Linked DNA regions of Mus musculus: all the other regions are linked to region 1. A link is a loop called in an ENCODE intact Hi-C map of the cell type or tissue named here. Cell type or tissue: left cerebral cortex. All regions are shown on one strand. Region 1 overlaps Gmpr (guanosine monophosphate reductase). Region 2 overlaps Atxn1 (ataxin 1). Region 3 holds the start of Atxn1 (ataxin 1). Region 4 has its middle 93 kb from the start of Gm45949.

Region 1 (8,000 bases):
GAATCCCAGGCTCTTGTTGGCCGGTGGCTCTCAAAGTTTCTGTCAAGACCTAGCTCCGAGAAACCACTCCAAGAAGTGTGCATTTACACACACACACACACACACACACACACACACACGTTTCCTGGCCTGAATCCCAGTGAATTAACCATTTCTGAGGTTGGCTCTAGTTGTGTGACTTTTCCAGGGGAGACAGGAACAAACGTCTGTTCACCCCAGATTAGACACCCATGCCTGAATGAAGAAATGATCCCATCCAAATGCAGTTTTGTGAACCAATAATTATTGGGGCTTACTTCACAGGGGCAAGTAGTTACAGGAGTGTGTGTGTGTGTGTGTGTGAACTACCCCAGCATGAGTGATCACCTCACAGCACTGCCTGAAGGCAATTCCAACCACAGCTACACCACATGCAGCTGGGTAGGAAGGCATGTGTGGCTGGACTCTACAGAGTGGCTCTGATAACCGTCCCCACCCCTTCTGTCTAGGAGGACATGTTAACAGGCCTGAGCTTTCCAGGGTCTCTCATGTGCAGGCCATCCTGGTTCTCCCCCCACCCCAGTTTTGTGACATCTGGAGGACAGAGTTGCACCAGAGCCCCCAAAGCCTCAGGTGTGACTGTAAGTCCCTTTACCATCTTCGCCATCAGGGCTCTCAGTGGCTCTGTGTCACATACACATCTTAAATGGCTGCTGCTGCCAGCTGAGGGGAGATCGTGTTGGGTTTCTAAGGTGTGAATGAGAGAATAAGTGAGTTCCCTTGGCCAGGGAGAAGCAGTTGGTTTTGAGTTCCTTTCTCCCCCTGCCCCATGCCTTCTCACACCATCCTCTCTACAGAGGCCTGAGCCATAATGTGTGTTTGAGCCGCGTGTCAGCCCTCAGGTACTTCCCACCTTTTGTTTGAGACATTGTTTTTCATTGGCCTGGAACTGTCCTAGACAGGCAAGGTTAGCTGTCTGGCGTGTGAGGTTCCTGTCTTCAGGCCTCTGTGGCTATGTGGAGACAGCCAGTCTGGGCTGCTGCACTCAGCTGTTAACATGAGTTCTGGGTATTCAAACCCAGGTCCTCACAATTAGGAGGCAAACGATTGACCAGCTGGGCCATCACCTCAGTCCCTGAGCAACTATTTTTAATCAGAAGAGGCATGCCAGCAATCCCTGAACCAAATCACTCCTATCCCATGATGCCTTCTGTCCTTAAATATAACGCTAGCCATGTTGAGAAACAAGACAAGCAAAGATTGTCAATTCCTGCCTTGCATATTTGCCCAAGACTCAATTGTTTTACAATTTCTTAGCAGCTGACTATCTTAGTTGACAGGAGGGTACTCCATGTTCTGTCTTCCTAGAGCATCATGGGATTCCTTGAACTGTAAACTGTAGAAGGTGCCAACTTCAGCCTCTTGATAAAGCATGTTAAATTGCTTTGCACTCAACACCTCTTGTATTCTGGCATGTTGGATGTGCATCACCCGTTTCTCGTAAGTGTACACACCAGCAACGTGAACAGACAAGACCGTGGATAAAATACTCTCTCCATGGTATTATGCAGCCACATTAACCAAGGACTTTGGGTCCACTGGAAAATAGGCTTGTCTGCTTTTTTAGTTTAAAAAATGGTATGTGTATAATTGTTTTTGCTTACATATATCTCTGTACCAGGTGTGTGCCTGGTGCCTGCGGAAGCCTGAAGAGAAGGCATCAGCTCCCCTAGTACAGATGGTTGTAAACCGTTGTGTGGGTGCTGGGAATTGAACCCAGGTCCTCTGGAAGAGCAGTATGCCTATCAGCTGAGCCATATCTCCAGCCTGAAGCATTTCTTGAGGTCTCAGTGACAATGGGCTTCTGAGACAGGCGTTAGTTCTGACCACCATCCTGTGATTTTTTTTTCAGGTGTTCACATGATAAATCCTAGTGTAGTCCCAAGCTACTTAGGAGTGCGCAAAGAGTATTCTGAAGTCACATTGCTGGGGACTCAGCGACAAACAAAAGCTTGCGTTTATGTAATCTGATTATGGGTTGCAGTCCTGTGTGTAGCGCTGGCTTTAATTTTTATGCCTTTTTTGTGTCTATATAACCCATGCACACGAGTGAAGGTCAGAGGACACCTTTAGGGAGTCCGTTTTCTCCTACCATGTGGAAACAGTCTCTTGTTGCTGTGCTGTGTACCCCAGGCTAGCTGCCTCATAACTTTCTCTGCCTGATTCTTGTCTCTACATCTCATCAGGGGAACGCTGGGCTCACGGGCACATGCTGGGATCATGGGGACATGTCACCACATCCTGCTTTTCACGTGGGTTCTGGGGATTGGATTAGGACTGACTTGGGCCATGGGTTTGCATAGCTTCCACTTCTAGCCGCCCAACCAGCTCCTGGAGCTGGTTTTTATCTAAGATAAAACTCTAGAAAGCGAGCGGGGTAAGCAAGGGACATGTGAAGTGGAAAGCAAACATTTGGAGGCGAAGAGAAACAAGCCTGGAAGCAGTCACATGGTTTTTGTGATGTCACACTGAGGGCTTTGCCCAGATACCTTGTCCAGAGAATCTGACTCTTAAAATAGTCAGGCTTCACGGGAGCCACTCGAGAACCATGCACTTGACTGAGCAAGTATTTACCCTTAGAAATGTTTGGAAGGAAAGACTGAGTCTTCAGCACCTCCCCACTGATCAGAGCTGCAAGCATAAAAACATTTTGTTTATGCTCATATATATTATACATATAATATATATGTATATATATTATGCATATAATATGTAACATACATGTGTTATATGTGTAGTATATAATATATACACATATATTATACTTATAATATATATATTGTACATATAATATATACACATATATTATATGTATAATATTATGTGTATATATATATATATATTATACATATATATTGATGATGTCTGTCTCTGATTTCTGAATCTTCCTGCCTCTGCATTCTGAGTGATAGGCTCACAGACATCTATCAGCAAGGATAGCTAAGCAGCAGGCTTTGAACCCTCCTCCTTGGAGTGTGAGGGCCAATTAGGTGATGGAGAAAGACTATCCTTAGTGTATGTGTGTGTGTGTGTGGGGGGTGCAGGCCTGTAGTCCCAGCACCCAGGAGGTTGACATAGTGAGACTCTGTCTCCGGCCAAACAGAAGAGTGTCGAGTCACAGAGCCTAGTACTTTCGGGGTGAGATGTTCTTTGCAAGGAAGGGTCTTGCCCCTCTTGTAGCTAGATGTCCCCACCTGCAACTCAAGAGGTGGTTGCCTTGCCGACTTTCACCTGTTACCCCACAGACATAATGTGTTCCTAAACCAAATGTCCAGCTCCGTGTAGCTGGCTCCCACTTTATGAAGACAGGGCCTTCCTTCTGAGGTCTTGGCGTTTGTCAAGCCCACGCTGTGCTTGGCTACATCCCTGTCACTTTGTTCACTGTCCCCATCTCTTCCTGTTCCTTCCCGGGCTGTCTGTCTCTCTGTGCTTTGCTGGCACTCGAGAGCATTGGCACCCTTCTCTTTCCATATCACCCAGGCTCTGCTAGGATAGTAAATCGCAGCCTGCACATTGGGGGTCTCGCTAATAAGGAAGCACGTAAAGGCTGTATCCTAGGAACTTTGAGTCAGTGACTGTAACCTAAGCTTGCAGCTTATCATGCTGCCTGTGAGGCCAGCCTGTGCTGTGTGGGCAGAGTGGATGTCAGCAATGAGCACTTGTTTTTAAGGACATCTGATGGACTGGAGATGCAAGGCAGCTGAGAAGATAGAGGAGCCAGCTCCGTGCCCTTTTTCTCAGCTCTTAAAATAATCTAGCGCTCAGACTAAAAAAAAATCTCACCTCTCTGTAGGCAGGGAGGGGTGGCTTCTGAGCGGGGAGGAGGAGGGAGCAGGGAGTGGCTGGGCATGTTATATAATGGTGTAGCGGGGGACAGTGGCCAGTCTGACACACTTTGTCCTCCTCCCCAGACATAGGTGCTTGAGACCAGAGGGTGGATGGGCAGGGGTGACGGCCTCTGACCGTCAAAGTGAGGGTAGTGTTGGGCCAGCTGCTTGGGTAGGGATGGGAGGTAGTTCCTGGTTACTTCCTCCTCACTGGTGAGCATGGTCTGGCCTGTTCCCACCTTACTGATATTCTCTCCTTCCTTCCTTTGAAGGATGGAGGCTGCACATGTCCAGGAGATGTCGCCAAAGCCTTTGGTAAGTACGAGGGACACAGCTCTGCCACAAGGGGGAGAGGGGCTGACAGGGAAGGAGGAGCTCTGGATAGCTTGGAAGAACCAGATGGAGAAGGGAACCCCCGAGGGGCTTCTGAGCTCATCGGGACTTTTCTTTGCCGGGGGGTTTCATTTCTGTCTAACCAATTCCCGGCTCAGCTTGCTTCGGGTCTGTTGCTGAGCAAGCCGGGAGCCCAGAATGGGGATGGCGAGCTAGGAGTGGGTCGGCTTGTGATGTTTTCAGTAAGAGAGGGGAATGCCCAGCGCTCGCTCCCGTGACTCTGGCTCCGCTGTGCAGATACCACCACCTGGAGCAGCCCCCACCTCATCCTGGCTGGATCCAGTCTTGGTGGAAGGTTGACCAGGCCTGCCTCCCACTAGAGGGCAGTAGTGTCTGCTGTAACCCATCAAGGTCTCTGCTGTAGGGCTTCTGGGCTCCCTGTTTGTGCCACACACTAACATCTCACAAGAAGGGGGGTAAAACAGAGCTGCTGAGCCCGTATGTGCTGCCCCCTTTCCACAAACGGGAACTACCTGCCCAGCCTCAGATTGTTCAGCTGTACACTATACAACACCACACACACATACACACTGTGGTAGAAAACTTTTTGTCATAGTAACAACAACACAAACATTAGAGTTACGTTGTATTTGTGTGCATTGTATAGTAATCAGCTCTCTCCTTCCACCGTGTGGGTCTGGGGGTGTTTCAGCTTGTGAGCAAGTGCCTTTACCTGGTGAGCCATCCCACCAGCCCTTGGTCTGTTTTTACAGCAGTGATAGAGGAGGATCCTGCTGGCTCAGTTTCTTAGCAACCCAACGTATAGCATAAAAAAAAAATGCCTGCCCCTAGATCTGCTGTGAAAGAGAGAACAAACCCTCTTCTATCTTGCCTATCCAGGGTATGACAAGGTCACAGTCCCACAGTTAGCTGCAGGGCCTTATCCTTAAGCATTACCTAGTGTGGGCTTCCTCCGGGTATGCCCCATGGACCACAGTACTAAGTGGGAGCTAAACACACTAAAAAGCTACAGTCCTTCAGGAGGTACCATGTCCCCAGGCTTGGTGCTGTCCTCAGCTTTCCTCAGGCCTTTGACCTGCTCTGTTTAAAGTGTAGTCCTGCATGCACCAAGGAAAGAGAGCAGGACCTCGTCTAGGAAAAGCCAGCTGGGAAGCAATTTGAGCGTTGAGAAATACAAATCACCGGGAACCAGTTTAAGCAGTTGTGTAGAGCAGATCTGTGCTCAGGGTTCCTGCTGGTGACTTTCTTCATCTGAAGGTCTGGCCAGACTAGTTATCTCACTGCCTCCTTAAAAATCACAGCGGAGTCAGGCTTGGTAGCGCAAGCCTTTAATCCCAGCACTCGGGAGGCAGAGGCAGGCGGATTTCTGAGTTCGAGACCAGCCTCAAACAGGTCTACAAAGTGAGTTCCAGAACAGCCAGGGCTATACAGAGAAACCCTGTCTGAAAATAAAACAAGAAAAAAAATCACAGCGGGAGGCGGGGGTCAGCATTGGTGTCTGAGAGCTGCTAGTGGCACACTGTGGAGTCCATGCCTTGCTTACCAGGGTCAGCTCCACACAGCATCGCCTTCTAACAGATGGAGCAGAGTAGAATTGACTTAGTGCTTACCCTGGGCTTGTGTGTGTTTCCTTATAAGTGTTCAGATGACCCCAGCAGAGACATCAAGGCTGCTTCTCACCTACTATTGGTCTGTCATTCACCCTGTTACTCGGCATCCATTTGCAGGATATTTGATCACACCATGAGCCCTGAGATTGTGTTATTTACTTGGGGGATGGGGAATGGGGTGAGGGAACTATTTCTAATTGTGGTGTGGCTCAGTCCTTAGCACACACCTCTAATCCCTCTAGCTGGAATATAGACATGTTCTTAGTCCACCTCTTTAATCCCAAACAATGAAGGTAAATTTAGTTTGTAGAAGAAGCCAGCCATGTTTGAAAGCGATGTCTAATGGAGTGGCAGACAATGTGATGAATCAGAGAAAGATTTGACAGAATAGGACATGCCCAACTCTCATGAGGAGAGAGGGGAGGCAACATAAGGAGGAGCCACACAGATGGAGAGAGGAAAGAGACGGTTTCACTGGAGAGTTGTAGAGACAGGTTGCAGAGAGAACAAGCTACGACACAGGGGAAGACAAAACGAGCCAGAGAGACGAGAAGAAGCCAGAAGATGGGAACAGATTTTCAGAGTTTGAGGCCAAGCAGAGCAATTCAGTTAGAGGTCCAGAGTGAATCCGCCAGCTTGGAGAGGAATTTTGAGTCAGAACAGCTGAGTTGAACCAGCCAGCCAGAGTTCAGGCAGAACAAGAAAGGGTGAGCTTATTCAGCAGCAAGTCTCGGAGCTGAAGACATTCTAGGCCTAGGTTAGATTGTCCAGAGGCTAGAAGCATCCAGGGCTAGGCCTAGGTTAGCAGACTGAGGCAGTGGGCCTCGGAGATGACAGTTGTATCAGACAAATAAAAGATGCTGTTGCATTCTGTTATGGACCAGTTTAGTTCCAAATGGAACCCTTGGTGACTCCGAGGGAAAAATCATTGTTAGTGTCTCAATTCTTAGTCCACTGTTCAGTTGACAGAAGTTAATTTGGTTCATGGCTGAGGAGTGTGGGATGCCCAAGATGCATCAGTACTTGCCTGAGCCCTCGAGAGGATCTTCCTGCTGTACTATAGGTTGACTGAGCCTTCACATAGGGAAAGAGCAATTGTTTTACAGGGCTACCGAGAACTTCATGTCTGTAACCTGCATGACTTCCCAGAGGCCTCAGCTTGCAACATACAAACTGAACTGTATAATGCATCATATTTGACACCCATAGTTATCCAAGGGCAGCAATATAGAAAATCAATTGAAATTTTGTTGAATTGTTTTTGGTTTTGACATAAGGTCTCAAGTAGCCCAGGCTAGCTATATATATAGCCAAGGATGATCTTGAGTAACTTCTTGTTCTCCTGCCTTCGCCTCCCAAGTGCTGAGATTACAAGCAAATGGTACCATGCCTGGTTTATGCTGGGATCAAACCCAGGGCCTCCTGAATGATAGGAAACTGAGTTTCATCCCCAGCCTGCAGTCAGAGTACCGAATTCAAGGTCATAGGATATGCTTTGTAAGATGCACGCAATCTTCCAGGCCTCTCTGGATGTAAAGGAGCAAGACCTGTTTGGAAGGTTTCATAGCCAGTCCCTGATCCATTCAAGGCACTCCTGACTGTCTCTCCCCTCCCTCATTTCCTTCAGTCTTCAGTCTTAGATGGACACGGAACCATGCTTAGAGTCAGGGAGCATGAAATGGACAAGACCCTCTTTCTAGATGATGCTATACTCTCTGAGCCTACCTCTGCCCTGTCCTTCTGTCCACTCGTTGGCGTGTAGGAGCTGGTGCAGACTTTGTCATGCTGGGAGGCATGTTTTCAGGCCACACCGAGTGTGCAGGTGAGGTGATCGAGAGGAACGGGCAGAAGCTGAAACTCTTCTATGGCATGAGCTCAGACACAGCCATGAAGAAACACGCAGGAGGCGTCGCCGAGTACAGGTATGGCTACTGCATGGCTTAGGCTGTGTCCACCAGTCTGGCTAGAGCCACTGTGTATTCTTGTCCTTTATGGGAGGGGCTAGAAATATAGACCCAGCATCTTTGTACGAAGCACTGACTTACATTCTGCTAGCATTTACCACAGCAAGCGTGGGACAGGCAGAGGTATGATTACAAGGTCTAAGCCAGGGAGGGGATGACCCAGCCTCCTGTGGTTACACATGAGTCCTGCCTTGTCTCAAAAGATC
Region 2 (8,000 bases), 99 kb after region 1:
ATCTATCTATCTATCTATCTATCTATCTATCTATCTATCTATCTATCTATCTATCTATCTTTCTATCTATTCATCCATCCATCCATCCCTCTATCATCCATTTATTATCTGTCTATCTATGATCTATGTATGTATGTATGTATGTATTTATGTATGTATGTATCTGTCTGTTTGTCTTTTTTTTTTCAAACATTGTCTAACTACCTACTGCAGGCTGGCCTCAAACTCAAAAGATTCACCTGCCTCTGCCTCTCTGGTACTATGATTAAAAACACACTACCACACTCAGCTACTTATTTATATTTTTTTAAAACAGAGTCTCAAGTAGGCCAGGCTGACCTTCAACTCTTGCTCTTCTTGCCTCCATCTCCAAAGTGTTGGGATTACAGGTCTGTGCTAGTGCTAAGCATTTTCCATACTAAGTTACTGTACTGTCCCTGCCCCCAGTGTCACCCTCCCATTGCTTCTTCTGTCCCCTTTATTTCCTAAGCCCTGGTTCTAAAAGAAGGACCAACAAGAAGTGGGGTGGGTTGGGGTTCTCCAGGTCATGGAGCCACATGTGATATTTTTGGGTTTTGCTCAAGTTCTGGAAGCAAAGGTAAGGAAAGTGAGACATTCTCTCTGCCATTGTTACAGAAAATTCTTGTGATTTTTTTTTTTTTTAACTTAAAGTAAAGAGACACTGGAGGGAGCCCTAAACACCTAGTAATGGAAACAGTGCTGGAAATATGTACTCAAAAGTCCAATACAGAAGTTACTGCTTTGGGGATGATGGGACAAACTATATCTTTTATTGGCCAGTTTGGATTCTAAACAGCAGGGCCAAGGGGATCAAGGTGAGTGTTATATGCAGGGTGTTGGGGGCAGGGAAGGGAGGGCAAATAAAACATCCTGACCTTGGTGTTCCTCAGCCCACAAAGGAAGCTGATTATTCTTGGCTCTCACATGACCTTTTCAAAACAGAACCTGGAACTTTCCTTGGAGAGCCACCATGGTTCTTTTAAGCAAGACGATTAGAGAGACAGAATAAAGAAACAAACATAGAACCAGACCAAGTGAACTTTGTTCTGGGCATGCCTGGTTTTTCCCATGTCACACTCAAAGGTGCTTTGCCCTCAGGGAAGGGTCAGCCTATCCTTCTTGTCCCAAAGTCACATCCATCATGCAGTCCAGATCCCTAAGTAGACACAGAAAGCTCTGAATGAGGAGACCTTATGACACATTGAGTTGTCGGGGGACATTTTAACCTTCTTGGGGGACTATCTAGCCCACTTCTGCTGCACTTTCAAGGATAAGACTCATTGGTACCGGGCAGAGCCCAGTCTCCCTTCATGCCAACAAAGGCTTGCTCTATTCAAGTTGGGTCCCAGCCCAGCTGTCAGGTGGGCAAGCAGTTTTCCATATAGGTTCCTTCCTTCCTTCTTAGCTCACCTCTCTCCTGTAGGAGTCTAGTTACAGCCAGGCATTATGGCTTGAGAGTTGTCTCCCTGCTTCCTGTTCCACTCTGATGCCAGGTGTCTTAGCTCTACAGCGCCACTACCTAGAGCACCCAGCCACCATGCTTCTCTGACTGCAATGGACAGAACTCCCTTTGGCTGTGAGTCAGAATAAAGCCCCCTCCCTTCCCTTAAGTTGCTTCTTGTCAGGTACTTGGTCATGGTGATGAGAAAAGTAATGAATATAGGACAAAACCTTTAATTTTCCAGTCTACTTGCTTCAGTTCCACTCAGTAACTTCCTTGAAGTTCACTATGTACCGGGTGATAGAGGTGGTCTAGGTTACAATGTTATAATGCAAAACTTGATGAAAGCCATGATCTATGTCACAATGTTACAACGCAAAACTTCCATGCTGGTAATTCAGGAAGCTTCCATCTCAGAAACAAAGACTCTTTTTGTTACTCAATCTGTACTCCTTGAGCTAGCTGGTCCTTGAATTTACAGAGTCTCCTGTCTCTGCCCTTCATTCCTCCATGGGACTGCTGGGATTATAGATGCTTACACAGACTACTGTATTAGGCCTTTACATGGGTCTTGGGGATCCAAATTCAGGCTGTCAGGCTTGTAAGACAAATGTCTTATCCACTGAGCCATTTCCTCGGTCCTGGACTTCTTTTCTTCTTGTAGAAAGCCCACAGTATACTTGATGCTTGGTCTTGGCTGATACTCAGGACTGCTATGTGTAAAGTACAGCAAATGTCCATTATAGAGCTCATGAAACCATGATGTGAAAAAGGACGTGAGAGATAAGAAAGGTTGAAAGAGCTAAGTGGAAGAAGCGCAATCTTCTGACAGGGGAAGTATCTTCTCTGTCCTACGCTGCTTCGGGAGGTGACACCTACCAACCTAGGTCATAAGGACCTAGGAGGTCTGTCACATTTTGGGATCTGATAATTTTTACTACTCAGGGATGGAAGGGGTTAATTCTCTTACTGTAGTTAGCAACAGAGAAAAAGACAGGCCAATCAACAAAACTCATGGTGTCGCAGGGTAGAAACAGGAGCTGACAGGACCTTTCTGAAGGGGATCAGAGGACTTACAGAAATAAGTGACTTAGAGTCTCTTTCCAGTTAACTAGACTTTGAGCAATGGCTTCCCTAAAGCCTGCGTTCACAACCAATCACTTGACCTCTGGATCCAATTCATTATTAAAAATGGTAAGACTCCATCTTAAAAACCCTTTTCTGCAATAGAGGAAGATCCCAGAAAAGGGATTCAACTGTGAGGGAGAGACGCTGAGTTTATGATGTGTATTTTTTCACCTACTTTCATAATCGTCCCGTCCCATGGTTTTAATGAAGAGGAAATAAAAGACAATATGGCTAGATAATTAGTCTTGATTCTCACAGCTGGTGGGCAGCAGAAGTAGAGCATGAATCCAGAACGGTCAAATTCTAACATGCACTCTACCCCAATGGACGCTTACAGTGGTATACAAGTAGGTGCTTAATAACAAAAAACCTGGTAGCCAGGGATAGGGAGATGGCTCGGTGGGTAAGGCCTTGGCTGTTTAAGCATGCAGACCTGAGGTCAAAGGCCAAACACCCACAAGGAAAAGCCAGTGCAGGCCTGTAACTCCAGTACTGGAGGCACAGGGTAGGAAGCTCCTGGCAGCTCCTGGCAGCTCATTGGCAGCTCACTGGCAGCTCACTGGCAGCTCACTGGCAGCCAGATGAGCTGAAAGGCTGAGTTCCAGACTCAGTCAGAGACACTATCTCAACAATAGCGGTGGAGAAAGAGATGGAAGGAGGCATCTGATAGCAACCTGTGGCTACAGCAGATACATATTGTGAGGTTTAACCGACCAGATGAGCTCACGGTGAGCTTCATTCTTAACCTAGGTTGGTTAAATACCCCTTAGTCATTTATTATAATGGAAACAGTCATTGTCATCAAGAGGACTGATACTGGCTGCTTGGGAACACATGACTGTCACTTGCTTTGACATTTTCCAGGAGGAATGCAGTTCTGCTCTTGTATTTAACATTTGCATGATGAGACTCGCTGTTTATAGAATGGTGCTTGCATTTTCCCCTCCTGTGAAAAAAAGCTCTCTCTCTCTCTCTCTCTCTCTCTCTCTCTCTCTCTCTCTCTCTCCTTCTCTCTCTCTCTCTCTCTCTCTCTCTCCCTCTCTCTCTCTCTCTCTCTCTCTCTCTCTCTCTCTCTCTCTCTCTCCCTCCCTCCCTCTCTCTCTCTCTCTCTCTCTCTCTCTCTCTCTCTCTCTCTCTCTCTCTCTCTCTCTCAGCATGGCCATTGTTTTCATGGGCATCTGGTTTTTCAGTCTTGATAGGAATTTGGCTTGTGCTTTCTAATTCATCTATGAGTTTTTATATAACATCATGCAATTTAAAAAGCTGGGGTATCTGGTTTTATGATGCTATTAAGAAAAATGTAAAGGCTCTCAGATGCACAGAGACCCAGGCTCCTTTTTGCTCCACTTCACAATTTTTTTTTTTTTTTTAAAGCAAGTATAAAGTTTTGCAGAAGTTTTGTGAGATTCTTCTCCCCCTGCTGGCCACTCACGGAAGCTGCCTGAGCTGACCAGATGCTGGATGTAAAAAGTCAAAGCCAGGGATGGTTTTATGCTGTTGGCACACTCTTAGCATTTAAAAAATTAACGCTCGACGTTGTTTGGCTTCCAAACATTGGGACTGAATCACTAAAAGCACATGAAGAACTTGACACGGATCATGGAGGTGGCTGGCGTCAGAGGAACTAGCCTTTGCCCTAGTCTCTCCCTTTCTGTCACGCTGGGCAAGTTGCAACCGTGACTGGCCCAGTACTGCCCTTATGGTTACCTCCAAGTCTGAAATACTATGACATTGCCATGAACCTAATTGACATCTCTTCCCTGAAGGGATGTATAATCCACTTGATGATAAGAGATGAACTCTGTAAGCCAATTAGAGAGTCCATGTGTTGAAAGCCGTCATGGAAAAGGAACCTGAAGTGACCTGTGGAGAAGGGAACGTTCTTCTATGTTGCCAGCACTGGGAGTTCTGAATAATAGTTACCTCATCAGCTACCATGGACTTCCTCTCACTGTTCAATATTTTGAAAAATACATTTTATCCAGTGAACCATATAAACTTAAGTGAGGATCGTCTCTGATGGACTCCTTTTGTTTGTTTGTTTGTTTTTGTTTTGTTTTGTCTGTGCTTTCTTGGCTGTCCTTGAACTCACTCTGAAGACCAGGCTGGCCTTGAACTCATAGAGCTCTAGCTGCCTCTGCCGCCTGAGTGCTGGGATTAAAGGTGTGCACCACAACTGTCCAGCTTTGTTTCAGAATCCAAAGATGTAAAACAGTATAAATAAATAATCCCTTCAGTGAAGTCGTCGTTCTCATCTTCTTCCTCTTCTTCCTCCTCTTCCTTCTCCTCCTCTTTTTCCTCCTCCTCCTTCTTCTTCTTCCTCTTCCTCCTCCTCCTCCTCTTCTTCTTCTCTAAACTTTCAATGTTCAAATACTGAACCTTCAGTAGACTGCAAATCTATTAGGGTCCTAGATAGCCAGGCTTCGAACAAAGCCTCTTATCTATGCAACAGTGTGTCTTTCAAATGAGTAGGCCACTCCTAAAGATGGGAAGTATTCAAAAAGAAGAAGCAAAAGGGATGGTTTATAAGATTAGCTACTGATCTACACTCTTGAAGAAAATGGCAAGATGATCTTACATTATCAACAATAGTAAACAACTCATTTCCATGTATTACTGACTACAGGGATTGGCTGTCATGGTTCTTATTAGCACATGTTACTTAAATATTAATAGTAAAGTAAATTCAGTGGTTTTTAATACGTTAGTAAGTGCTGCATGCAACAGTTGGGAACTCAGGAGCCTTATTCATAGGGCAGACTCAGTGAAAGCCTTCTGGGATGTGGCGGCTGCTCCAGCCTAGCAAGACGTCAACACACAACTGTCACCACTATTTTCTAGAATCTTCTACATGTCCTCTTGAAGGTAGAAAACAATATTGTGGGATAAAGTAGGATTTAAGATATTTGACAATGGAGCAAGGGCAGGAGAGAATGAGAAGAGATTCTAAGGCCATTGATGGTGCCCAAGGCTAATCCAATCCTGCCAATAACTAACTGCGGAAGAGAAGAAGACTGGTACAATACACATGCTGCTGGCTTTGTGTGTATGGAGGGGGACCAAGTTTCCAGTCATTCAAAGCCCTGCTGAGATGTAGTTAAGGCCTTTGTAAGCCAGCAAATCACTTGAGGTAACACTGTCATTTCCCCCCATTGTGTTGAAGCTGTCTTTACACAGGCCCTTTAGTCGATGGTCAGTTCTTGAGGTTAACTTGAAAACCTTAGATTATTTCTTCATCTCTAGATATCTTACATGGCAGGCCCCTGAGGCATATTAGTTAGATACAAGATTGAATGTGTGAAACAAGGTTTGGTTGTATTGAGGTGATAAAATGTATAGCATCTTGTAGGGCAATCCTGAGATTAATAAGATTAATCTGTAATGAGATTGCTATAAATGCTGATCCTAGGGCTAGGAAGATGCATCTGTGGGTAAAGTTCTTGCTGTGTAAGGATGAAGACCAGAGTTCAGATCCTCAAAATCCATGGAGAATCCACAAGGCACAGCAGCCTGTCTGTAGTTCTAAGAACCCTGGAGTTGGAGACAGAATACCTTGGAAACAAGCTGGGTAGCCAGCCTAGCCAACCAGTGATCTCTGCTCTGAGTGCGACCATGCTTCAGTAAGAAAGGCAGAGAGAGTGATCAAGAAAGATACCTGATGTCAATCTTGAGTCTTCCCATACATACAGACACACAGACAGACAGACACACACATGCTCATGAGTCTACACACATGTAGACATGTATGCACATATACATAGAGCTAAGATCTTTTAAGAACGTTGATTCCCTGAACTGTACTTGATAGACTCTGACTCCCCATATTCTAGTAGTACTTAATAGCAGAGACTCTGGCAGGAGCAGCTAGCACTTCTGACAAGGTGCTGTGATCAATAGATTATTGATTTGGATCCCCTTTGTAGAAATCCTGATCCACAGGTCAGACAGACATGCTTGATGCATCCCCAAATTCAAAAGTAGGAAATTGAACTAGCAATGAGTACAGTCTCAACATTGAGTCTATCAAGATTAATGAATCCACGGCTTTAGGCTACTTGGGGATAACTGTTGGATACCTTCGCTGTCTTATCTCATAAGCCCACGCAGCTAGGAGGCACGCACCCCACTCCCACCTCAGAATTATCCTAAAACAAAACATAAAAAAATCCAACTAACTAACTAACTAACTAACTAACTTCCAGTGTCCATACATGTCTGTCTATGGCAACATTCTCCATCTTTGAGAAACTTTACTCTCAGACTCCTTCACCTCCAAGAACAACAGAAGTAAATAGGCCTAAATGATGCCAGCTTCAGCACCTTTCAAGGCATTACTTAAATCTCACTTACACCCTAGGAAATCCAATGGGTGTGTAAAACCTAAATGCAGCCCAGTCCCATCAAAACAAAAGCCCTCGGCATCTAAAGCCTTAAACCTTCCATCTGTCTCCCTACCCCCACACATATACAGAGTAGTAATTCCCCAAAGCTCCCAAGAGGCACAAGCTTGGCAATGGAACACAGCATCCCTGGAGTGACAGTCCAGTGAGACTTTGTGCCTCAGCATTCTTGGGGCCCGGCTTCTCTGCTGGGAGCTAAAGGCGTCATGAAAGTGCATGGTGGCTGAACGCAGAGGGGAACACACTCCCTGGGGAGCTGGTGACACTTTGGATACCTGCTGTCACCAGGTGTTGAGAGTCATGAAGCCAGACATTCTGGCTGCAAGGTGCTGCCCTAGGGACAGTCAGGAGGGAAGTCCTGTGGCTCTCAGCATCGGGGTGACAAGGTTGCTGTCTATTTACAGTAAGAGCAGACGAGCCAAGCCGTCGCAGGCATGAGGAACAGGGCAGGCAAGCAGCGTCTGATGAACGTTCTGTGGAAATGTGGCAATCACTCTGCTGCATGTTTTCTCCTTCACTCTCACGCCACCCCGCAAGCAGAAATGATTACTTCATTTAGGAGCAAACCGAAGCTGGGGAACAAAAATCTTCCTCAAAATGCTAAGCAGATACATTAAAGATGCAGGGCCTTAAACCTGGGCCTGTCTGGTTTTTAACACGTTCTTAGCCCAGTGCCTTCCATAAGGCAAAATTATTTTTAGGCCTGAAGATGTGATTGGCCCACTTTGAAGACAAGGTTTCAGATCCAATATTTCCGTTCAAGGTGCGGGCTATACCATTCAATGTAGTTTGAGCCTCTGGCACTGTGAGTCACGTCTGTACTAAGAAAAGAATCATTTACTAAGGCCTATCTGGTATCCACATCAGTGATGTTACATTCAATGGATGCTTAATAAATGGGCTAACGAATAGGAGTCAGTTGGTTTGAGGGCATAAACGCATGAATGAATGAAGCTAAGGCTGAAAGGGGCATCAGGGACTCAGTCAGCAATGTTGGCTTAGTCCATCAC
Region 3 (8,000 bases), 420 kb after region 1:
CTTACCAAGTGAGGTCTGTGGCCAGCCATACATTGTAAATAAGTTTATTGTTGAACAGGCATTGTCTTCACTTTCAGTTTGCCCCAATAGTGAATCTAAGTCACTCGCTATATGATGAGTGTATGAATGGATAAATGAAAGAAGAAATGAATGACCCCTTGGTCCTTGTGAGGTACTTTTGTGAATTAACAATGTGCGAACAGAAACAAAAGAGGAAGAGGGCCTGATCCGCTAGCATTCTTTTTTATCCTTAGTCATTAAAATTATTTACTTAAGTGCTGGTGGTACCCAATTAGCAACTAGATCACACCAAAAGAACCAGCCATGCTGTTGGGATGGGAAAAAAATTATCAGTCAACTAAGTGAATGCTAAACTGGTTTCTAGTCAGATCCACTGGAGCTGAGCTGCATATGTGTTTAGGCTGTTTTAAATTTAGTTTGGGTTTCCTAAGCTCTCGCCAGGTAACAGTAGGAAGGAGAAGGGCCAGAATTATATTGGGTGTCAGAAAGGAACTATTCTGGAATACGAACATGATCTCCAACGTGAATAATCTGTAAACAGGTAAGGAAGCCAAATATCCTTGGGTACGTGGCAACTCATCTCAGTAGTCATAATTATTTTCAACCATACACACTCGCTATTTTTAAGAGCACAGCCTAGCTGGAAAGGAAAATAACTTCCATTCCTTTCCAGCACTTTGCAAAGTAATGAATAGTAGCCAAAGTATTCTTCCTTCTAACGAACCCATTCACCCTCAATTTATTTAAGGATCTAGTACGTGCTTGGGTCTGCTCTGCAAAAGAAGTAGTTTTTTGTTTTGTTTGTTTGTTTGTTTGTTTGCTTTATCGGTCTTTGGTTTTCCCGAGTGTAATCCATGTGCAGAGAGAAAAGATAAGTGGAATACCCCCATACCCTTACAAAATGAAAATACGTCACCATCTTTCCACCAAGAGGACTGTTGGTTTACAAACGGTGGCTGAGTTCAACAGGAGTTCACAAAATTCTATTTCATCTTAACGCAGCACTTATTTTAAGGGCAAGGGAAGTTTTGATTTTTATCTGGTAACGTTTCAAAGGAAGCTTCCAAATACTTAATAATCACTTTCCCAGAAGCTCCAAGGGCTGGGAACTTGGGTTCGCTTGTACACGGATTTGTGTGTACACAAAGTCCTATTTACACATCACCTGGCAGATAAGGCTTGATAGAGTCCAAATTACAGTCTCCTCCCTTTCTGCTGAAGTACACAGAACAGTCAAATGTGATGCAAATGCTGTAAAATATTAATTTACTCTAGCACTGGCATGCCTCCTTCTTTCAAAAAGCATTTGTCCTCTTATCCTAGCCAGAGTAGGAGTTATTTGCTTGCCATATCCCATCAGAAATAGAGAGAGAGAGAGAGAGAAACATGAGAATTAAAGGCAAGGCTACATGAGCTCACTGTAAAAACACACAAACAACAAGCGAGACAATAAACTATAAAACACTGCATACACTAAAATTGGAATCTTTAATATCTCAAAGGCACAAAGCCGAGAAACACAATACTATTAATAGTGAAAGATTACCAAGCAAGGTGGCCCCAAATAACTGAAACTGAGATGATGTATAAAAACCAGGAGGGAACACAGGCATCAGGACCAGGGCCGAGGGCACGAAGAGAGAAAGTCTGCCATACACAGTGGCAAGAAAATGCCTTTTCTTTCCGTAAGAAGCAGACATGCTTACAGGTTGGCAGCTGGAATCGCCACTAAAAGCACCTGATAAGTCACTCTAAACCTGTCGCACTTAAAGGGCATTTCGGTGGAAGCAGGTTGAGTCCTTCTCAGATCAGATGAAGCCCTGCAATCATGGGACCACCTACCCCGAGGTCTTCTTAACACCTCCAGTTTTCTGAAAAGGGCTTTTTCGAGTAGAACACCATTTTTGTTTACACAAGGGTGGTCATCATTGCGTTTTCATTAGCCCACAAATGGCATACATTAAGAGTTATAGAAAAAGCAATGGAACACGGCTGCTAACGTCCAACGGGCCACACAAAGGAGGACTCGAGTTGCTCTGTTTGTCTATTATGGCTCTAAACATGCTTTAGTTCATGTGGGAGTAGTAATAACAGGAAGTACAAATATTTATACTAAATTATCCTAAAGAGTTAAGGTTTATAAGGACTATAAAATATGCCATTAGGCTGATTAGAGTAAAAAAAACATAAAAATAAAATTAGGAAAGAAAAAATAAAAACGCTGTTTCTACCAATAAAGATAAATTATCTCACGACATTCCTTTTCGTCTGTAATTTTAAGAATTTATTAAAAAAAAACTCAAACCAATTACAATTCTTACGGCCAATATTTTTTCCAATTATATAAAGCTAGCATCCTATGTGCACATCATGTTACCGCTCACAGAATTGCGATGAGTGAATTTATTGTACTAAATGAAATTAAATGCAACTGAGATAGTATTACTGAGGACTCTGACATTCACATCTTAAGCAACAAGCGAAAGAGTAAACTGCATAGGTAGAAATGGTGGCCTCCATTGCCATTTCTACAATTTTCTGTCTATAACAAACATTTAACAAAATAGGAAAAGCACCAGTTAATCTTATCAGGTGGGAAATATGACGACCAGGATCAAAGTCTGTTCTTCGAAGCAGTCAGGTTGCACAAACCTCTCTCTGTCTCTGTCTCTGTCTCTGTCTCTGTCTCTGTCTCTGTCTCTGTCTCTCTCTCTGTCTCTGTCTCTGTCTCTGTCTCTCTCTCCCTCTCTCTCTGAAGCCAGTTATTCAGACTTGTGTGACACTCCGAAAAAAATACTAAGCCTGTAAAGTCAGTCAGCCCCAAGCCCCTAAAAAACTGACAGGCTGTCTCCTGAGAAGGCTCTTTTCATATGCAAGTATTTAAGCTTTTCGGAGTCTTCAGATGACTCCAGTTCAGAGAAATTAACATTCACTCCCACACTCAGCTGCTTATGTGAGTTCTGCTCAGGGTTTTGGTGAAGTACATTTATTGACTGACTCCTAATAGGAAGCAGGGCGAACTGCTACAGTCTATTTGGCAGGAGAAGCCGTCTTACAAGGTATGTGCAGGAGCAAAATCCACTTGACATTTCAACACGGGAGAGAAAACAAAGTCACATTATACAAAAGGAACGTGAATCCTTGAACTTTAAGGACAGCCAGACTGGGAGTCATAGGAGTGTTGACTAACGTTTTAGTTGTTTCTTCACACTGGCCGTTCCTGGTTCCTGGGATTCTGGGCACTGGGAATTTTTGGCCATCTTCTGCTATTTGATATGTAACCTGATGGCTCAAGAGTCTTTCTCTAATCTTTCTCTCAAAGGCAACTAACTGGGAGGCCTGAAGTCTCTTTATGCTATTTCTAACAAAATACCACTGCTTGCCAAGCCCTCTTAAAACGAAATGGGGGCTGGGGGAAGGGACACGATGCCTTTTCCAGTTCTCCATCAAGTACAGACACTTCTCGTATTTATTTTGGCAAGAGCTCATTTGTACACTGAAAGGCACAGGCCCACGTCTAACTGCAAGTCAAGCCGTTTCTCTGTCTGTCGCAGAATAGAATCGAGGCCCTCCAAGGTGTGGATAAAACTTAAAATTTCTGTCCTCTTATTTTAGATCCTGGTTTCACATGAACTCGCCTCTCAGAAATAATAGCTCGTTTTAACCACAGTGATACTTTTTTTCACTGGACCAGTGATACTTTTTTTTACTGGACCAGGCCACAGTAATGTGCCCACCACATAAACTCAGTAACCAGGGGAAACTGAGAAACCCCCTGGGAAGAAAACTGCACAACTTTCTCAGTCTTGGCACTGGAGAGGTGAGAGATTTGTGTGTGGGGGGGTGAGTGTCTCTTTATATGTCTTTCTCTCTTCTATTTTAACCGATTTAGCTACATGGCTTTAAAACTGTAAACTGACTGGCAGGGTCACAACTAAATCATGTCACATTCAAAGTTCCTAAAACATTCCCCTTCATTTGGACTGTCTGAGCAATGTTGGGCTACTTTTCTGTTATCTTTTCAGTTATAATATAATCTTTCTGTCCTTAGTAGGCTTAAGGTGGTGCCCAACGTAAGTGCTAGAGTGCAGCTCTCTAGACGTTCATTAAATTATACCCGTAGTATCATACAAACTGTTTACTGTGTAAAGCTCCAAGCAATAGAATGGCTTGTATCATCTCTCACTTAGCTGCAATATATATATATTCAATTACTTCTGAAGATATCAAAGATCAGGAGCAACAGATCCAAATTAAGGAAGATAATATTCACAATGCCTGCCTACTGTCAGTATCCTTTTTTTTTTTTTTATAATGTAGACTGTAAAGTTTAAAACTGTAACAGTGGAGATAGGCTTGCCAGATAAGTCATCTCCTTTTCATAATGTAAACCATCTAGAAAGCCAGCCAACACTGTCAGCAATTTCTATTATAAAGCATGGGTGTGCTGTCCTCTCACACTTGAAAGGGTTAAGTGCCTACCAGGCCAAAGGCTCTAGACTGAAAAAGAAAATGTTGCTTTAGTCAGCTCTGAAAGGTTTCTAGCAAGTATCAAATACTTGTTGATCTGCTCACAATGAACACCAGCAGGATTGTGAGGCTCCTTTCTCTATCTGGGGAGATGCATTTACATACTGTCCCCAGTAGGAACAGCGTGTTGGTTTCCCTTTAGAAAAGCTAAGTAGCTCGAAGCCCCATTCAGTGTCTCCTGACTGAAAGAAGACAGCAATTGAAACAGTGAAGTCTCTCCCCTCCCGGTTCGGGGCAGCTCAAATACTGTGCATAAAACACTTGGAGTAGTTCAGGCAAACCCACCTGAATGGGCCAAGGAACACTGTCTGTAGCCATGGCAACCTGATCTAATTACATGAGTGATCAGGGCTGGAGTAAGTGTACAGAAAACTAACACCACAGACAGTATCTATGATGAGAGAGGCAGACAGGCAGGAGGCTTCTCAGCCTCAGCTTTATGTGGAAGGTGGCGTTCAAGCCAATTTATTTGCAAAGCTGCTAAAATATTGACTGATGCGTGGCCAGTTAGAGGACAATCAGAGGAGATTAAATGCCACAGCTAAGCTGTTATGGTGCAATCCCTTTCCAAGAGTTCTTGCGCATGTTTTTTCTTCTCTCTGGTGGCTACCTCTAGCTTCCCCTGGCATAAGCTTCATTCAAAAATAAAATAAAAATAAAAACCCTCGGCTATCAAACTGTCTTAGCTACCCACCCACCATCAGTAAACCAGAGGGTAGGCTTAACCCAGGCTTCTAGGAATGGCAGGGCTCTTCATAAAGCTGGACACGGTTTAGCAAACACTATTGCAAAAAAGTAACCAGCTGCGCCTAAAAATACCCAGCATGTAACTACCTTGTTGCCTACGATCTATAGCAGTGCTGTTTAAATATTAAGAAGAGCTCGCATTATAAAACAGAAATGTCACTGAGATGACACTACTAGGTTGCTACAGGGAAACATAGGGCATACACACATTCCCCTGCATACCAGGCAGAATGTGAGGTGAGAACTCTAAAGCATTACTTTTTATTCTGTAGGTGGTGTGGGGTCTTCTAATTTTACTAATTGTATCCTGTGGCTCTCTCTCTGACAAACTAAGAAACCTCTTCGGGGACAGAACCAGTTTGGAGGAGTTCCTACTGCACAACATACGGTAAACAAAATAAAAATAGCTTGCCTTTCTTGTTAGCCACATAGCGCATTATATAACCAGCTTCCGACTGGCTTCTTTTTTTTTTTTTCCGCCCTTACTACTCTTCAGCAATTTCCCAACCTTCCCCAAGTATTTATATTGCCCTCTTATCTGTAGGATTATACAGCAAGAAAGCAAAACAAAACAGGACAGCCACGGGATCGAACTAAACCCCATCCTCTTACCCCTGATCCTCCCCCCACCCCACCCCCCGCGCCCCTGGCAGAGTCTAGATACAGCACCCTACTTCCACCCCCCACCACTAAGGTCCTTGCTCAATCTCCCTAGAAAACCTGAATTGTTTCACCTCTTGCAGTCAGCTCTCTACGTGGTCTGAAATAAAATGAAAGCGCACAAGCCACAGAGTTGAAGGAGGCGGCTCAAGAGAGGTCGAAGCGCTGCAGAGTCAACCAAGGGACCACCGTGGACCCCCACCCCCACTCCCCGCTCCCCATCGCGATGGTCCTGGTCCCCGCCCGGCGCGCGAACACACGCACACACGCACCTACACACTCACACGCACTTACTCCCTCCTCTCCGACCCCGCCTCACCTCTCGCTCCGCCCGTCCGGCCCCTTCCCTGCCCCCTGCGGGACCGGCCTGCGCGCTCGGCTGCAACCACGTAGGAGGCGGCGGCGGTGGCGGCGGCAGCCCTGGCAGTGGCAGTGGCGGCGACTCGGGCCCCGAGTGAACGAGCCGCGGGGCTCCGGGGCACATCCCAATCCCCGCAGCGCCTCCTCCGCCGCCACCTCCTCCTTCCCCTCCTCCCGTCTTCATTCACCCTCTCTGCCGCCGCGCAGCAGAGCAGTCCCGGCGCAGGGCAGCGCCCGCAGCTCCTCCGCTACTGCTGCGGGCGCCGGCAGAGTCGCCGGGCCGGGCTGGGGCGCTCGCGGGCTCCCGGCTCCAGCTCCGGCGGTGGCGGCGGCGTCTGCTGCTGCTGCTCTGGATCAGGAAGCGGCCGCACCAACAGGGCGGCGGTGGCAGCTGCAGCTAGGGCCGGTCTTCTCCCGCTGCGCTGCGATGGCCCGCGCGCCCTTGCCTCCTGAGGCGCCACCTCTCCGCGCCCCTAGCCTCACGCAAAGTCCCCTCTTGGTCCCCTCGTAGCCCCGAGAGGCTGGCCTAGGCGGGGAGACCCCAAGCTCGGGGTTGCCTCTGTCAAGCTAGGCGACCCCGGGCGGGGAAGCCCAGCCCTCCCTCGAGCCCCCGCAGCGCTCACCGCCCCCACCCGGGAGGGGGGACTGGAGAGGAGCGAAGAGGGCAGCGCGACCCTCCGCGGCTGCCGCCTCCCCCTGCGCCACACGGAAGGAGGAGGACCGGGCTCTATCCGCTCGCCGCCGCCGGACCGGCAGCAGCCGAAACGGGGCGCCGCCGTTCTCCCCACCCGCGCCCCCCGCCCGGGCGCGCCCCCTCTCCTGGCGGCCGCCCACCCAGCCCCTATCTGCTGCCCTTGCTAGCCGCTCCTGCTCCCAGAGGGGGTCCCGAGCCGGGAGGCTGGAGCCGGGCACTAGTGTATGTACACACAGTCACACATACACTCGCGCGCGCGCCTGCACACACACACACACACACACACACACACACACCACGACGCGTCGGTTTCCTTCGCTCCTCTTCCAGCTGTTTTCCGTGCAGCCCATTGAGACTGGGGGAGGGGGGGTGTATGCTGGATGTTCTTTGGCCCCTCTCCGGAGAGAGCAGATTGGGGTGCGGGAGGGGGTGATTTTAATCTAAATCGGGGTGGAAGGGGGAGGGGGAGAGAAAGAATCAGAGGAGGAAAAAAAATAGCCACTTACTGTAAAGTGTAAATGGATCTGGGGTTGCGTGGGGAAGGGGTAACAGAGGGAGAGACACAGTGTCCTGCGGCTGCTGTAGCTCTAGCTGCGGCTCCACAGGGCTTGTTTTGGATCCCCCTGCAGTGAAACAGGTCCTGTACGGCTCCTCCACTGTAGTAGAAATGATGTCTGCGGTATACTCTGCTCTCTCCTCCTCCTCCTCCTCCTCCCCCCTCCCCTCCCTCCTCCCTCCGCCCGCCCTCCCTCCCTCGCGCTCTCTCTCGCGCTCGCTCGCTCGCTCCAGTATGTAAATGTGTAATAGAAGCCAAATATGGAGCAGTTGGCTGCCGCCGCCGCAGCTCAAGGATCCGACTTCATGGGGGGGGAGGGGGGGGGGAGGCACCCTCTGGCAGGCGGCCCGGCGAGCCGCACAGAGCACGGCGAGCGCACGGCGCGGCTGCCGGCCCGCGCCCTTAACCCTTCTATGCACCCGGGCTGGAGCG
Region 4 (8,000 bases), 620 kb after region 1:
AGAGATGAGGCTTTGTGTCCACTCCCACTTTCCCATGCTAAGGTTTTATCTGGTTTGAATCTGTGCAGATCTTAAGCCTGTTGCTATAGTCTCTGTGGTTTCAGATTTGCATGAGCTCTGTTGTAGCTAGCAGACACTGCTTGCTTGAAATTATCCACCACTTCTGACTCCTTACAGTCTTTTCATCTCCTCTTCTGCATAGATCCCTGAGCTGTAAGAGATACAGCTGTAAGGCATTTTTTTTCAATTAGTGATCAAGTGGGTGGTGCCATCCCTGGGCTGGTAGTCCTGGGTTCTATAAGAAAGCAAGCTGAGCAAGCCAGGGGAAGCAAGCCAGTAAGTACCATCCCTCTATGGCCTCTGCATCAGCTCCTGCTTCCTGGTTTGCTTGAATTCCAGTCCTGACTTCCTTTAGTGATGAACAGCAATGTGGAAGTTTAAGCTGAATAAACCTTTTCCTCTCCAACTTGTTTCTTGGTCATGATGTTTTGTCCAGGAATAGAAACCCTGACTAAGACAATAACCAACCAAAGACATACATAGGCTGGACCTAGGCCTCTCCACACATATGTAACAGGTATGCAGCTTGGTCTTCATTAGGGTTCCAAATAACTGGAGCAGGGGCTATTCCCAAAGCTGTTGACTGTCTGTGGCATATGTTCTTCTAGCTGGAATGCCTTGTCTGGCTTCAATGGGAGAGGATGCACCTAGCCCCACAGAGACTTGATGTACCAGGGTCCGAGGATACCCAGGGGGTCCTCTACCCTGACAGAGGAAAAGGAGAGGAGGGGATGGGGGAAAGGATTGTGGGAGGGAATGACTGGGAAGGGAGGAAGTGAGTGAGATGTAAAGTGAATACGGAAGGAAGGAAGGAAGGAAGGAAGGAAGGGAGGGAGGGAGGGAGGGAGGGAGGGAGGGAGGGGGAAAGGGAGGGAGGGAGGGAGGGGGAAAGGGAGGGAGGGAGGGAGGGGGAGGGAGGGAGGGAGGGAGGGAGGGAGGGAGGGAGGGAGGAAGGAAAGAAAGAAAGAAAGGAAGGAAGGAAGGAAGGAAGGAAGGAAGGAAGGAAGGAAGAAAGAGGCATCTGGTTACTCCAATAACGTTGGTACCACTAATGCACAGATACATCTTGCAGGCAGGTTGTTCTTGCAGCTTGCAGAATTCATAACTAGGTGAGACTCTTAGATATTTTTCTCCTCTGTTGTGCTTCCTTCCAGCACTGTAAGTGCTAATCAGTAGAGAAGACGCTTCTAGTTTAGCACCAGCTTGATTTCTCCATGTTCAATGATATAATCATGTGGTGCCTTCAGCAAGAGGGTCTTACTAGGAGGAGATGTAGAAGAGAAAAAATATGGCCAAAAAATATTAAAGAAAAATAAAAATATTTTGATTTCCTTCTTCTAGGGATACCTTTATTTCTGTTTCATGCCCCACCCCACCCTCTCTATTTCTTTTGCTGACTGCAGGATGCTGGGCTGAGAGTAGAAGTTTGCTTTAACTATTTAAAATTGTCCTACCACTTCCTGAGGACTCCGTTTCTTTTAACGAAAAATTTATAGTTACTTAAAAGCTAATATGCTGTTTTAGCCCATTTTTTGGATTTCTTGTAAAAGGAACTAATCACTTGACTGCACCCCACGGTAAGAAGATGGCGGGGAGCATGGAAGGCTCAGCAAAAGGGAGGCATCAAACTGGCAAAAGAGCTTAACAGACACGGGGAGGCTGTCCCTCACCTCCACACTGGTGCCGTGGTCCTGTGTACACCCCATCACACAAAATAACTGAACAGAACAAAAACTTCTTTCAAACTAAGAAAGCATTCAGATATTGCATCGGTTTACCAAAAAAAAGAGATAATATGATTAATCTAAAATGGTAGCGACGCTGTAATGGAGACAGACCTTCTTCCAGAAAACCCTGGTGGTAATAGGTGGGCAGAGACAACCTCAGGGTTTTCTAGAAACCTCTGGTGACTTCTTTCTGTACATGCATACAAAGGTTTAATTCCTGATTGAGATAGAGGACTCCAGCCTTGTCATCTCCCTTATGCTTCATTGAGCCTTAGAACAGAGGTGTGTATATGTGCATGTGCATATGTGTATGTGTGTGCATGTATATATTATGTAAATATATGTGTATATATAAGTGTGTGCGTATATATATGTAAATGTATTGTGTATGTATATACAGAGGTTTACAGACGCTCCAGGTGAATGGCTGCTAGACACATGGAGAGTGTACATTGTGAATAGCAGTTTTAATTCATGTGTACTGTTTTATTATCTAGCGAATTTTAAATTAATAGGGACCTTCTCCAGGGTTTCCTAAATTAAAAGACTCACATGATATTTTTACTCATTTAGTTCCCAAAATGCACATTTAATTTAATTTTATTTTTCTGTCTATTTCTTTCCTCCTTAGCATTCTAAAATAAGAAACTGTTGCTTCTCTTTTAAAGGGAGAAGGTCCTGACCTCACTCTAAAAGGAAAACCATTATCATATTTCTGCTTCCGAGAATGAGCTCTGGTGTTGGCCTCTTACACCGTATCTAGCCATTTATTGGTAGGCTGAGCTCTTTGGGGTCTTCGTTCCATCATGTCACATTGCCCATGCCTTAGGTATACCCTCTAGAATAAAGTTAATATACCTTTTAAACCCTCACTGTTAAAGTTTCACAAGCTGTGAGTGTTCACCCAGGCTGTGTGTGTAGGGGACAGCAGGGAGGTGATGTCACCCCGAGACGGTCAGTGAAGAATATCAGCACACCTAGGGGTAAGGAGGGTAGCTCTGGATTCTCAGATGGTAAATGTCACTATTTCCCCAAATTCAGATTTAACGTTTAGAACAAATGTAACTTCTGTCACATCTTCATGGCACACAGACTTATTTAAGCACAGCTTCTTATTTAGTCAGTTCTAATTTTCAGCCTGCAGACAGCAGTGTTTGCTTCTCTGTCACCTGCCCCTGGCAACACTCAGTCTCAAGGCTCTGACAGACAAAGGCCTTTCACGATCAACTGTGTCTGGCGAAGTCGTGCCACAAAAGAGCTCTTGGCTGTGCGGCCCAGTAAATAGCTCTCTCTTACTCGGCCTCATGCCCAGATGACAACATGGTTCGAACGGGGGTTCTTAGAAATGATCCGTGACACAGCTACCACATGCCAAAGGTTTTCTTGGAAAAGGTTGCATATGAAGCACTGAAAAAAAAAATCATCTGCTTTGAATTGCACCCAACTCTGAGTAGAGTGCACAAGAAGTGGAGTTGGCTCTTGGTATTTAACACCTCTGTCAGGCAAGCTCTTCCCTCCCGCAGAGGTTAGGGCAGGGATGCTTGGCTTTGTGTGAGCACCAGATTGTTGTGGAAGAAAAGTGAATGTGCCAGCTAGGTTTTGATTTTTCATGTTCTAAAAGTGTAACATGGTGGGCTTGGAGGAGTTGTGTCTGCAAAGGAAAAGACAGATGTCCACAGTGGAACCCACCCATACCCCTGTGGATTTCCCACTCTGTGGTGTTTATTCTGCCAAGTCTACAGTTTCTTAGCAGATAATATGGAGGAGGTATTAAAAGCTGGAATCAACTAGAAGCAGTCGCGGGCCTCCCATTTAACTAGCTAGCCAGGGGCTACGGTTCTCCGAACATGCTGCCTCATTTAGAGAAGAGGGGAAAACCCAGTAGGTATCCTGGGGATTCACTTTCAATCACAGTCCTCAGAAGACTGAACAGAAGGCTCACATCTCAAGGGTGAGGCCAACCTGGATTTTAGAGTGAGGTACTGTCTCAAAGAACTAAAAACAAAACAGGAGGAAAAACTCAAGCATGAGGTCATTTCAACACTAATGAGAAAGTTCTTAAGGTTATTACGGGCCATTGTACATTAACGTTAACTTTTGACTCTGTTCCTGTGTTTACGCACACATATGTGTAAGTAGAAGCCAGAAGTCAATATCTAGTGTCTTCCTTGATTGAACTCTCTAGCCCAGGTTTTGAGACCAGGGTGTCTCTTGCTGAGCCTGTATCTTGCCAGTTTGAGCTTGACTGGCTAATCACCAAGTCCCCAGAGATCTTCCTGTCTGCCTCCTTGGCTTTGAGATTATGAATGCATGCTGCCATTGTGGGCGTGTAGGCATACGTGTGTGTGTGTGTGTGTGTGTGTGTGTGTGTGTGTGTGTGTGTGTGTATACTGAGATATGAATTTGGGGTCTTGGGCTGTCTGTCATAGCACTATGCTAGCTAAGCCATCTCCCTAATCTACTCCACTTTTACTTTTTAAGATCTAGTCTCTTACAAGAGCTGGAGTCACCCCGTTCCTCTAGGCTGGCTAGTCAGCAAGCCCCAGAGATTCCCTTGTCTCCACTTGCCCAGCAGTGACTTGAGGTACAGGTCACCATTCCCAGCTTCTTACACAGGCACTGGGTGGGGGACTGAACTCAGACCCTCAGGCTTGCTTGAAGTGCCCTCAACTGACTAACCCATTTGTTTCCCTAGTCCATGAGTTAGGATTTTAATAACACCAAGACTGCTCTATGTTAAAGACTATCAAGACTGCTCTATCAAGACTGCTCCACGATAAAGGGAATTTCACCAATTCTTACCACCCAGATTCCACCCCTGGCCCCACATGTTGAAAAAAGAGAAGCAACCCCCAAAAATGTATCCTCTGACCTACACACATGCTGTCTGATGCGTGTGCATCTGTGTTCATAAAGTAAACAAACAAATGAATAAAAATAATGAAGCTATTTTTTAAGTTTTGAAAGTCACATGCTCTGAGTATTTTATGGTAATAACTGTTAGTAATGATGCTAAGTATTGATAATGGTAAACACTTATTAGTGCTCACAGTGCACTGAACCCTTTTCATACTTCCTCTGGTGTGTGGTTATCATAGCAGGACAAGTCCCAGACACAATGACTCTGACTTAGCATCACATGTTTGGAGGAATCTCTTGTTGTTTTGAGGGAGAATCTGGTTCATGATGGCGGATTCACCCCCACTTCATTTCGCTCATCTTACATCCAAATTCACGTGTGTACATCTTTTAAATAAAGACTTCACACCCCCCGAGGGTAGAACCCAGGTCTCTCCTGGCCACTGGTACTTGTGTCCAGGGTGTTTGGATCTATTCTGATCAACAGTTCTCAACAGGAGACAGTTTGTCACCCAGGCTCTGTCTGGCAATGTCCAGAAGCGATTTTGGTTACCACAAACTACTGGCATCTATACATTCCATGGTAAAGGGGCCACTCAGTGACCTCCTGTGTCTGGAACATCTGGAATTTGAACATTGTGGCCTGCCAGCACTGGTGAGCTCAGAGACTGTGATTTAGGGGAGCAAAAATACATGAATAAGTAAGTTCACACCAGTGCTGAGCCGTGAATTGCGCTGTGTGAGCTCCACCCCGTCGTCAGATGGGGGTTCTATTCCCTTCGTGACCCCTATTCTTCACTCTTCATTTCCCTTCATCAGGTTGTGGTTTTGTCCAGTTCAGCGACAGGACTTTAAAAACAAAAACAAATGTGCAAACACAAATCTTAAAAACAGCAACAACAAAATCTCTTTCTTTTTCCACCCTGTATAGACTGAATGGGAATCTCTGAGGCCGAGGTCTAAGCATCTGAAACCCTATGTCACCCCTCTGTGTGGTTAAACTCTTGAACTAAAATGTGTGGAGCATTATTTTATCACTGCAAAAAGTAAAACCCAAGCACGCTGTAGAAAAGGCTAGAATTTTCTAGCAACTCATCTGTGAGTTGATTTTTTGATTCATTGCTGTTGTTTGATTTAGGATCATGGATCCAGAAACAAGAAGTAACCACCACGGATGCAGAGAGAATAGCTACGGCAGTCTCTCTAGTTTAAACACAAACAGAAGAAAAGTCTAAAAACTCTTTCAGGTGTGTTATGACATATTACATAAGAACAATTAAACTAACAAAGATAAACGGTAGAAAGCCAAAATAGTCACCTAAAATAGTCAGAGTTCTGTTTCTATAACAAAAGACCTGAGCCAATTTATAAAGAGGAAATGGATTTATTGGAGCTACAGTTTTGGATGCTTAAACATATGGTGCTTGTATGTGCTCGGGTGTAGAACACTGCATGATGGTGACATAGTGAGATGGCATTGTGTGTCAGAGTAAAACGGTCACATCTCAGACTGGAGGAGGGACAGGGACACAAGTGGGGTGGGAGGAGAGGGGTAGGTAAAGAAGAGAGGGAAGAGAGAATGAGATGCCACCATCCAATCACCTTCAAGGGCAAGTCCAATGACCTAAGACCCTCCCCTAAGACAGGACTCTCTAAGGTTTTCTCTACCTCCCAACAGCACTACCTGGGGAACAAACTTTTATTCGTGGGCCTTAGAGGGACAATCACAATTCATAGTACCAGGTATTCTTTGAAGACCATCACCCTTTGCTGCCCTCCCATAAACCACTTTTCTGATGCAGCCTCTTGGCATCGTCCTGGCCAAAGGAAAGTAAGGTGACAGACATGCTGGTGTCTACAGCTCGGTATTGCACTTGTTCCAGAAACTTCTGGGTGCTCTATGTTTTGTGTCTGACATATTCTCTAGCCTGATGTTTATTTTGCTTTCCCCAAATCATTTATTCTCAGTGAGATCCCTACTCTAGCCAAGACAATAGATGGCTCTTCACAAACTGACAGCAAGTTAGGTCCCCTTGCTGTGGACAAAACCCACACAATTCGTTGAACATGAAGAGGCTGAGCTGGGGCCTACGTAGAACCTTCATTTCCATGTTCTAGTGTCTGAGACATGGGAAGGTATTCCACATACTACCGAAAGAGGAAAGTAAATACCAACTCAATCATAAAGCCTTTGAGCTACAATCTATCCTGCCTGCAGAAAAGCTAGGGCAACAGTGGCACAGACATTGTGAGAGTAACCAACCAATCTCTGATTTGACATAAGGCCCATTCCATTATATGGAACCTGTACCTCAATCTACTTGGGTGGCCAAGAAGCAGAGTCTAGACAGCTCAGAGACCTTGGGTAAAATCAAATACTACTGCTCTAAAAGAGAGTAATAGTAAAATGACTCCTAACGACATTCTGCTATACTCATAGGTCAGTGCCTTGCTCAGCCATCATCAGAGAGACTTTTTCCTACAGTAGATGAAAACAAATAGAGACCCACAGCCAGTAGTAGTACACTGTAGTGTACAGTGTAGTACACTGCCCAGTGGCGACACACTGTGATAGTGGCATGTGTCAGAGTAAAACTGTCACATCTCAGACAAAAGGAGGGACAGGGATGCAAATGGGGCAGGAGGAGAGTGGTAAAGAAGGGAGGGAGGGAGAGAGAGAGAGAGAGATTGAAACTCAGCTTTAAACAAAATGTCTCCATCAAACCCCTCTCCTCAGAGCTCAGGTAATCTTGCTGAAGAGGAGGCAGAAAGAAATGTAAGAGCTGGGCTGGAGAGATGGTTCAGTGGTTAAGAGCACTGACTGCTCTTCCAGATGTCCTGAGTTCAATTCCCAGCAACCACATGGTGGCTCACAACCATCTGTAATGGGATCTGATGCCTTCTTCTGGTGTGTCTGAAGACAGCTGCAGTGTCTATGTGCCCAGAGGGAATGGAAGACACCAGGAGAACAAAGTTCTCTAAAACAAATGAGCCAACTCCCTATGAACTCACAAACACTGAAGCAGCAATCACAGGGCCTACAGAGGTCTCTACCAGGCCCTCTGGTTATACATTATAGCTTTTGGTTTAGTGTTTTTATGAGACTCCTGAATGTATGAACAAGCATGTCTCTGGGGTTCTTTTATTTTTCTGTTGGCTTGACTTGTCCAGCTTCGATATGATAGGCTTTTTTTTTTCTCTTAGTATATTTTATTTTGACACTTTTGTTGTTATTTCCTAGAAGCCTGTTCTCTAATGAGAGCCCCCCTCCCCTCCCCGCCCCCCGTTAACTCTGCCATATCCACCCCATGTCCCGCCTCACCCAATTCTCACTCACTCATTTCCTAGCAGACA

The links. Peaks named below come from ENCODE experiments on the same cell type or tissue, not always from the same donor. Only the 100,000 strongest peaks of a DNase experiment are listed, where the experiment ranks them.
Region 2: it touches region 1 in a loop (2.5-fold over the local background); 3 of 42 quality-filtered maps call a loop at or near these places.
Region 3: a loop joins it to region 1, with 3 times the contacts of the local background. A loop is called at or near these places in 8 of 42 quality-filtered maps.
Region 4: a loop joins it to region 1, with 4 times the contacts of the local background. A loop is called at or near these places in 15 of 42 quality-filtered maps.

The regions. Positions count from the first base shown.
Region 1 is chr13:45,534,887-45,542,886 of GRCm38, forward strand. Gmpr (guanosine monophosphate reductase) reads left to right here. Exons shown (of 9, transcript NM_025508.5): 7 at 4,139-4,181; 8 at 7,593-7,752. Among named protein-coding and RNA genes, the nearest start is that of Gm34582, 14 kb to the left of the region's middle. In left cerebral cortex, CTCF peaks have their summits at 4,223 (motif pointing right) and 4,547 (motif pointing right); DNase peaks (open chromatin) are centred at 3,832, 4,138, 4,571, 4,936 and 1 more place; H3K4me3 peaks cover 1,344 bases; H3K27ac peaks cover 2,804 bases.
Region 2 is chr13:45,633,426-45,641,425 of GRCm38, forward strand. The region is part of intron 6 of Atxn1 (ataxin 1); the gene reads right to left. Among named protein-coding and RNA genes, the nearest start is that of Gm34582, 110 kb to the left of the region's middle. In left cerebral cortex, CTCF peaks have their summits at 700 and 4,038 (motif pointing left); DNase peaks (open chromatin) are centred at 4,038 and 7,450; H3K27ac peaks cover 280 bases.
Region 3 is chr13:45,957,297-45,965,296 of GRCm38, forward strand. It overlaps Atxn1 (ataxin 1), which reads right to left and starts at 7,695. Exons shown (of 8, transcript NM_009124.6): 1 at 7,519-7,695. It overlaps 5033430I15Rik (RIKEN cDNA 5033430I15 gene), which reads left to right and starts at 7,928. Exons shown (of 2, transcript NR_167678.1): 1 at 7,928-8,000. In left cerebral cortex, CTCF peaks have their summits at 4,644 and 6,553; DNase peaks (open chromatin) are centred at 3,044, 3,276, 3,318, 3,429 and 8 more places; H3K4me3 peaks cover 5,057 bases; H3K27ac peaks cover 3,180 bases.
Region 4 is chr13:46,150,394-46,158,393 of GRCm38, forward strand. No RefSeq gene overlaps it. Among named protein-coding and RNA genes, the nearest start is that of Gm45949, 93 kb to the left of the region's middle. In left cerebral cortex, no CTCF peak of the experiment used is centred here; a DNase peak (open chromatin) is centred at 3,186.